Linked DNA regions of Homo sapiens: region 1 is linked to region 2. The links are chromatin contacts, found by Hi-C or POLR2A ChIA-PET in ENCODE. All regions are on one chromosome and are shown on one strand. The core of a region is the stretch at or near the end of the contact, and the rest is flanking DNA. Distances in the headings are between cores, read along the strand shown.

Region 1 (4,565 bases), core at 937-3,436, 62 kb after region 2:
TAATCCCATTGTCATTAGAGCTGCCTCATTGCTCCATGCAGTCTTGTGTCATTGATTAGCATGCTTCTGGGCATAGAATAGGAACTCAAACATTTGTCAAAGAAATGATTGAATGAACTTAAAATTTGTAATGGAAGCCTAGAAATAATTGTTTGGGTAGTGCATGGATGAAAATGGCAGCATGCAGTGTGATGAAGACTTGAGTTTGGGCTAGGGTAGTTTTCATTTTGCATTCTCGCTCTGCCACACGTTAGGTAGGACCTTGGGCAATCACTCAACCCCAACGAACCATGGTTTTCCCATCTCTAAAACTGGGACTAAGACAATTAGCATGTACGAGACTCAGCTCTGTGCCTGACAACTAGCACATACACAATCACAGAGCTTTTGTTTATTTCATAGTAATCAGATAATGCATTTACACTAGTAACCTGGAGATTTTAATCTGAGTCACTAAAACATATATTCTAGGTGAATTTTAGATAGCATTAGAGTTCTGGGGAAGAGTAAACACTGTTTACTGTTTTTTTTTTTCCCAGAGGTAAAAGTGTTGACTCTAATTCAGAATAATAAACAGCCACCAGAAGGGAAGTTCACCTGCTGAAGAGCTGCTGTTGTTTATTTTTGATCACGTGGATGAGGTCATTCATTATCGGACAGCATTGGCTCCCTGAGTGAATATAATGCTGATGACAGTCTGCCTGGCTGTAATGGCTTCCTCTTATTTTAGGTGGCTCTCACCACTAGATTATTAACACAGTTCCTTCGGCTTGTCCTTGTGTGCAGTGCAGTAAAATTTTGGGAAAACAAGCTATGCTCACTGGGGACTATTTGCATCTGATCATGTATACACAAACCCACCAAGCTCTCAGACAGCTTGGAAGATGACATAAACACCTCCAAAACCCACCAGGATCGCATTCCCTCTCAGGTGCCTGATACCAGCTGTTGTGCCTGTCTGGGGACTGAGATTGCCAACTGCCTGTCTTCCACGCTTGCAGCATCAGTGAGCAATCATTGCTGCTGACAAGACTTGGATGGTCCTAACACGGAGGTGGGAGCAAAGTTGAAGCAACTGAAAGCTTCTCCTGCTGCTGCCTGGCTCAGATCCACCCTGACATCATTCATAAATGTGCAGTTAATGCAAGATGCAGATGCTGGTGTTACAGCTGCCAAGGCCGACAGAATTCCTATTTTAGCTACTGTCCACCACGCAGTGACGGGGTGCCCTAGGCAAGTGAAAATTGCTGCAGGCAGCGGTCAAAACAAGCTCCCTGCATCTTATTATCCCACTAGTATGCCTCTCCTGTGCCCTTTCCAATCTTTCAACCTTCACACTCTCTCCGCCTTTCCTACTCCAGGGATAAATTTATCCCAGGGGTGGTTAAAGCTAATGGCTGTACAATTTTCATACACTTTCATCAAAGACATATTTATATAAACCTCCACATTACTGAAACTTGTGCACAGTTTAGAAATCATGAGCCAAATTAGGGTTCATTCATTCAAGCAAATATTTATTGCACACCTCCTCTGTATTAGATTGTCACTGTATCATACTAATGCCTTTTCCTTGCAACAACTATGAGAACAGTTTCTGATAGTTCTCATGAAAAAATCTTAATCCTGCTCATAGAATTACTCACACCTCAAGGAATGTAACATTCAGTTTACATATTTTCTCTGGCAGATACTCAGTGGCAATAGCAACCTAATGACAGCATCTCTTTTAGGTCAATATGAAAAGTTGACTTCTAAGTTTGAGTACTAACCTCCCATTCTGATACACCCTGCTTCCCCCCAGAATTCTTAAGTTGAATAGAAATGGTTTCATTAACACATGTTCAAACGTAACTTTCAACCTAGCCAAGATTTAATTCATTTTTGAGGCCTCTCAATTCTCCATAGAGTGTTTACCTTTAAATATATTTGGTTTAATCATATAAAACTTATTACGTATAGTAACATCAGTTTCACATGAATGAAATTCAACTGGATAGGAATTATAGGGAAAAGCTAATTCTATTTTGCAATTTGTTTTGAAAGTCAACCAAGATAATCTAATCAATATCGTCAAGTTTTTATCTTCACATTTCATAAACAGAGTTTTTTTGAAGATAGTTATCAAATATAATAGTCAATGAAAAGTATTGTTTTACCTAGAGCACATTCCAGAAGAACAAGCCATGTGGTATTTGCTCTGAGAAAACTTATAGATTAGTCATCCTCTAGCTGAATATGCTGACCAAAGAAAGGAAGAGAAAGAAAAAAAAAAAAGACTAAGAGAGGAAAATGAAGATGGCTGGCAAGGTCCCTCAGCTTAATTGAATAAACAATGGAATTCCAAACAGCATCCTATATGCCCTCTCAAAGCCAAACTGGTTTGGTTGATTCTAAAGTGCTAAGTGGCTCCTACAGGGCATATCACAGTTCTGGCTTTTGGCCAGATCTGCCAAATGGCTTCACTTTCATTTTGTCGCCAGGTAAGGGAAAACCTAAAGCCTTTATGATGTACCCAGAAGTATGTTTACTTGCCAATATCATGTCTATGAAGATCAGAAGGATCTATAGCGCTTTGCAAGTTACAGGAATGTTTTCTCTCTTACGATTGTACTTGGCTATTCTGCAACCCTATGGGGACAAAAACACAGAAATAGTATTGTTATCTCTGCCTAAAAGTGAGAAATTAAGACTCAGAAAGATCACACATCTGATAAGACACAGACTCAAAACTAGAATCCATGGCTTCTGATTCCAAGTTATTTGCTCTGTGTTTGTGAAAAGGGGAAAGGGAGTGACTCCAGGAATGGATTGCCGTGCCATATTCCTAGCATTCTGAATTCTCTGGGCATTTATCTGTACAGGTATAGATTAGAGAGCCCTGTTGTAATAGAGGTGTATCCTCAGAGCTGCTGATTCATTTGTTTAGCTAGAACCAAGTACTGTGAGAAGATGTGACTTGTAAAGCCTTCAAGAAAGTAGTAGCCGGCCACTGATAAGTAGCAAGTTGGAGCTGCTCACCCAAACTGGTCAACACAGCCTGTCTTCTATGACTTAGAAATTCCTTAGGCCTGGAGGTCTTTCAGGAACATACCCCGTACTCCTGACTGTCCTTCCCAGAACATTGTAGCCTAAGGACTGGTACGCTTGTTACTCCCTGATATAGGATGCCATCCTCATTATAGGATGGAGAGTCTCCAGCCAAAACTTGGTAACCAAACAAGTGATTGAATAATGGCGAATGGCACACAGGTTTTGAAATGAGCCTTGGGAAAGTCTCTTCCCCCCTCTGAGTTCCAATTTGTTTTCTATAATAGGGGACACTACTATGTTTATTGCAAATATGATGAGATGATTACAAAAGGTTAATGGAGTGATCTCTTCTATTATGCTATAGGGTATTCTACACCCTATACCAACCCTACGAGGTAGATGCTATTATTGTCCCATTTTGCAGATGAAGAAAACTACAGCATAGAGAAGTTAAGTAAGTTGGCAAAGTAACTTACTATGTAGCTAGTAAGTACAAAAACTAAGATTTGAATGAAAGGTCCCAAATTTACTCTGCTATGTTGTTTCCCAATTATCCTGATTTTTCACATATTCCATACCACTTAAACTACAAAGTCTTTTAGGTTACTTTGGAAAGCAGTGTCTAAAATCTCAATCTCCAGAAATTCATTGCTAAATGCATCCACTAGCAATTATAGGAAAACTACCATGAAAAGCAATATGATGCATATAAAACTTCGAAGGATTATAAAATAAAAGGGCAAAGTAGTAATATAGTCAAAGTGGATAAAAATATTTTGCAAATAGAGAAATATTTAAAATAGAAAAAAATCTACAAGGTACTTTAGGAGCACTGACATGTGTTATATCCGCGTGCACCCTCCATTTAAAAGCCACTGTTATTCATTGTTCATCTTTAAGTACTCTTTGCCAACACACTGAATATCAGCCCTAAACAAACTGCTCTAGAAAATATGGAATTACACATGGCTGTTGCTTTTTGGATTCATGACACAAATTTTTTTAACCAAATATGAGAGTAACACATGGTTTTTGTAAAGAGAATATTTTAAGCAAGACAGTCATTTTGTTCAAGTATCTGTGACAGTAATATTAAGTCCAAACAAAGTAAATGACATCTTATGTGATTCAAAATATTTCAAAATACAATATAATGTGATGTTTCTGAAGTTCCAGAGCTGCCAGAAATCTAAGGAAAAGCATTGCTATCTCTTCTGAAAAAAATTTATCTCTGTGGCCATTTTACAGAGTATTTGTCAATTTCAACCACATTGAAAATAGAGCTTCAAAAACTTTCTCAGTGGGACTTATTGGGGAAATCAAGAAATTTCATAGACATCCTTGGTGACTTTGTTCCAACAATCTGGCCACAGAGGCAACCATAATATCCCATGGGTCCTCACTATACATATACAATTTGAGAACGTGACGGATCTTTCTCACTCCCACACTGTAAAGGAAAAAATACTAGTTCAAATTTTACACACTACATCTAGCACATACATACTAGAATACTAGGGATGTTCACCATC
Region 2 (4,519 bases), core at 1,516-4,015:
TTCTAGGCAGGATCCAAAACAACCTCAAACTGGATCCCTCTGTCGCATAGCCCACAGCTGTGCCTTAAATACTCAATCCCCTCTTGCCTTGAGGAACACCCCAAAGCAGCAGCTGTCGTGGTTCTGCCACAGAAAGAGCCCATCTGCCATTTACTTGCCCTCATTATTTCCCCTGTCCCTAGTCCCTAGGCTGCCTTACCTTTCCCAGGTAGAGGCCAGCTACCATTCTGCTCTGCTTCCCAGATGCAGGAAAACATATTTCAAAGCTCTCACTTCTGCCGCCTCATTAGGCTTGGGATTAGGAACTCATACTGCCACACATTCCTCTCCAAAGTGAGACATGAGGGTTCAGGCAGAACAGCTATTTCCTCAAAAGTCTCTTCAGCGATGCCCCCTCCTCACTCTCACACACATTCTGACCCCCTCTAATAACTTTGATCTTGCAGAGGACCCCAAGGATCATGGGAGAGGTCACTCCCTTTGTAAATTCTCCACATGGGTGAGATCATCTCAAACTAATTTTGTTACCATGATATCATGTCATTTATAAATGATGAAGCAAACTTCCCATCCTAATATCTTTTACAGGTATATTCATGGTAAATGGACAATCCTTTCCATAAAAATATCTTATTTTTTGATAGTCATAGTGTTTATCTTTTTAATGACCACAAAATTTTTACTTCATTTATTCTCCCTATTTATCTATTTGTGCCCTGTTGTTGGACTTTTGGACTATAAAACTTTGAATTTTTATCTCTTTTTGTACCCATCAAAAAGAAGCAATCAAAATATAAAATCTACTAACAGGTCCACTTTCTCAAGGAATTGACTGTTCCTAAATTTTTAAAAATAATCTGAACCAGGCATGGTAGCTTACGCCTGTTATCCCAGCAGTTTGGGAGGCTGAGGCAGGCGGATCACCTGAGGTCAAGCGTTCAAGACCAGCCTGGCCAACATGATGAAACCCCATCTCTACTAAAAATATAAAAATTAGCTGGGTATGGTGGCGGGTGCCTGTAATCCCAGCTATTCAGGAGGCTGAGGTAGGAGAATCGCTTGAATCCGCAGTGAGCTGAGATCGTGCCATTGCCCTCCAGCCTGAGCAAGAAGAGTGAGACTCTGTCTCAAAATAATAATAATCTGGATATAGAGCAAGAAGAAAGAACATTCAATCTAATAAGATTGTATTAGTTTTTAATACTTCACTGCACTTGGCCCTCTCTATCTGTGGTTCCGCATCCATGGATTCAACCAATGATGATTGAAAATGTAGTTAATCCTAGGATGGTTGTGTCATTAATGAACATGTACAGACTTTTTTCTTGTAATTACTTTCTAAATAATGTAGTATAACAACTACTTACACAGAATTTACGTTGTATTACATATTATAAGTAATATAGAGATTATTTAAAGTATATGGGAGGATGTGAGTAGGCTATATGCAAATATTACGTATACCATTTCACATAAGCACTTGAGCATCTGCAGATTTTTATATCCTTGGGGATTCTGGAACTAATGCCCTGTGTATACTAAAGGGCAAATGAATTTTTAAAAAATTCTTACTAATTCCTGATATTGTATGGTAATAAAAGAGATAATGTGAATTAACAAAACTAGAAAAAACCTAAAGTCCCAGATGTTTGTGATATGTTTTAAAGTTATGGTTGACTAAAAGCAAAGATGATTAAGTTTCCATGTCTGCATGATATTGGAAGATGAATGGACAATTACTTGATATGGATTCAATACATTCAGAATGGCTCTCTAATTGTAAAATGAAAGGAGATATGTTAGCATTCAGGTTCATCTGCGAATATTAGAAAAGCCCAAAGAATCACGCTCAGTTTAGAAATATCTATCTCTTGCACATTCAAGAAATCTAGAATAAATCAGTCCAGGGCTAGTGTAGCACTTCTTGGTGTCAGGGACCCAGGCTCCTTTCATCTTATTAGTCCACTAGACATGGTTTTCATTCTGGGGATAACTTCATGATCCAAGATGGCTACTGGAACATGAGTTATTACATCTGCACTCCAAGCTCCAGGAAGGAGCTTGGAAAATAGGCACACTCCCTTCCTTAAAGTACATCCCATTTGTCTACATCCCCCTGGACAGAAATCAGTCCCATGACCACACCTAACAGAATAAAAGGCTGAAAAAGTCTTCTTTATTCAGAGGTCCATATGCCAAGCCAAAAAAAAAAAAAAAAAAAAAAAAGGTAGATGTATTTCTGATGAAGAAAGAAAGAATGGATTTTGGAGGACAACTAGTAATCTCTGCTGCAAAAGATGAAGTGATTTGTTTACTATTATAACCTAAAGCCAAACTGAGCTAAAGTACTGAGCTAAGTGGGAAGAAGACTGTAGGGGCAGAGAAATGCAAACCTCCAAAGAAAAAAAATCAGCTTAGAAAATGGCAATAGGGATTCACCATAATAACACCAATGTCCTTCTCTGTCTACCTCCCTTTTCAATGTGACTCTGCTTTTCCCATTAAACAGAGGTGGAGTCGATTTCTCCACTCCCCAAAACTGGGCTGGCTATGAATTGCTTTGACAAATAGATTGCAGCAGAAATGATGTTGGGAGGCTTCTGAGGCTAAGCCTTAACAGATCTTACAGCTTCTGTTTTCATCATCTTGCAACACTCCTACCATTATGTAAGGAAGTCCAGGCTAGACTACTGAATTATGAGAGACTATGTGGAGAAAAAGGCTCAGCTGACAGCTAGGACTGGGATCTCAGACTCGTGAATGAGGCTATTTTTAGATGTTCTTGAAATCTGAGCTCTTTAGGTCTGAGCTGACAGCTGACTGAAGCCTTGTGAGTGAGCTCAAAAAAGACCAAAAGAATAACTGTCCAGTCAACCCCCAGAACTATGAGAAAGAACTAATCATTGTTGTTTAAACCCAGCAAGATTTGGTGTGGTTATACAGCAATACACAACTGATACATGGATATATTTTTAAGTAACCACAAATAATAGTTTGACATCTGATGTACCTAAAGATGCTGGTTTTTAAATTTTACACAAATTCTATAGTCCTGATGTTAAGCTGCATTACAAATACTGAAATATTGACTTACATTCTAATTTTGTAATATGATAGCATTGATCCCATCAAGTTTGCTCTTTTGAAGACATCACAAATACTTTATTGTATTCTTGAAAATAAAAATAACAGAAAGGTTTGTGTTCATTTAAGATGCCACTTCCCAGATACTGGTGCCTAGTATAATTTTGTAAATGTTCTTAGTTAACAGGGGAAAAGAAATGTTCAATACAAGGAAGACAATGCAATTAACGGAGAAAATAAAATATTGCTCAAAGCAAACCAACCCCTGATTTTAAAGCACATATTCCACTAAGGCAGACAGTATCATGATCTGGGATACTGATGATTGAAACATTGGCAAAAATATACGAAAATAAATGCAGCCACACTAAACATGGCAGAATAACTAAAATGAACAGTCGCAATAGGTCTAAAAACCAAATAGGAGTCTATGTACTCACAACCTTAAGAAAAGTGTTATTTGCCATAGGCCTTCATGCTCTTCGGTGCTCACCAATAGCATCTGATAGTATGCAGAAAAAAGATTTTTAATAATTCTAATGTGGATAAAGAAAATGTAAAGCAACAAGCTTCCTCCTAAAACACGCTACTCAATTCCTCCTCCCTCATAATGCCTTCTTGAGCCTGTGAACCATCCTTTCCATTACTGACCCCAGTACCAGCATGGAGAAAATTTTTTCTGTCTCTCCAAACTGGTAAAATATATATATACACATACACACATATATACGTGTATGTATGTATGTATGTATATATATGTGTGTATGTATATGTGTGTATCTATATATATACACACACACACACACATATATATATATATCTCTCCAAACTGGTAAACAAATATATATATTTACCAGTTTGAAGAGAGAGAAAAAAATTTAATATTAAAAGTTAATAAATAAATATATATATATATATTTTTTTTTCTTTAATGGCCAGGCACTGTGGTATAACACCTATAATCCCAGCTACTTGGGAGGCTGTTTAGCCTGGGCAACACAGTGAAACTGCATCTCAAAAAAATAATAATAATAAGGTTTATTTAACATCAATTTCAGTCTACTTGATAGCCAGTTTGATGTTTGAATTTTTCCCCCTATTTCTCCCTAAGACCTATTGTCCTGGATTCTGAGCATCTGCCCCATTCGAGGGGGCGGGGCAGAAGTGTCAAAAGACCATTTGTTCTAAGAGTACTTGTGTGCAGTCTCTCAACCCATTCCTGGTAGCAAAGCAGCTACCCCTTCCTCCCTCTCCTTTGACCACCAGCAGCAGTTTGCAGGCAGTGAGCTTGCAATCAATATACTCTCCTTCTGCTAATATCCCTATCATATGAATGAGGAGGCTTGAAATGTGACATTCTAATTGACTGGTTGTTTAGCATGTCATGTAAACAGAACCTAAGTACTTCAGTTGAAACTAGCATTTCTGGTCACAG

What was found. Hi-C counts contacts between places; a loop is a spot of excess contacts on that map. ChIA-PET counts read pairs that join two places held with the same protein, here RNA polymerase II (POLR2A).
Region 1: a map of posterior cingulate gyrus shows a loop between it and region 2 (2.3-fold over the local background). The contact joins two enhancer-like sites. A Hi-C loop is called at or near these places in 1 of 168 maps with a recorded cell type or tissue (posterior cingulate gyrus). POLR2A ChIA-PET finds 5 or more read pairs at or near these places in 1 of 52 experiments (OCI-LY7).

Annotation. Positions count from the first base shown.
Region 1 is chr2:214,541,390-214,545,954 of GRCh38, forward strand. The region is part of intron 3 of VWC2L (von Willebrand factor C domain containing 2 like); the gene reads left to right. Among named protein-coding and RNA genes, the nearest start is that of VWC2L-IT1, 33 kb to the left of the region's middle. Within about 2 kb of position 2,187, at least 2 of the 41 ENCODE cell types and tissues checked have a DNase peak (open chromatin) inside an H3K27ac peak, as active enhancers do.
Region 2 is chr2:214,478,663-214,483,181 of GRCh38, forward strand. The region is part of intron 3 of VWC2L (von Willebrand factor C domain containing 2 like); the gene reads left to right. Among named protein-coding and RNA genes, the nearest start is that of VWC2L-IT1, 29 kb to the right of the region's middle. Within about 2 kb of position 2,766, at least 2 of the 41 ENCODE cell types and tissues checked have a DNase peak (open chromatin) inside an H3K27ac peak, as active enhancers do.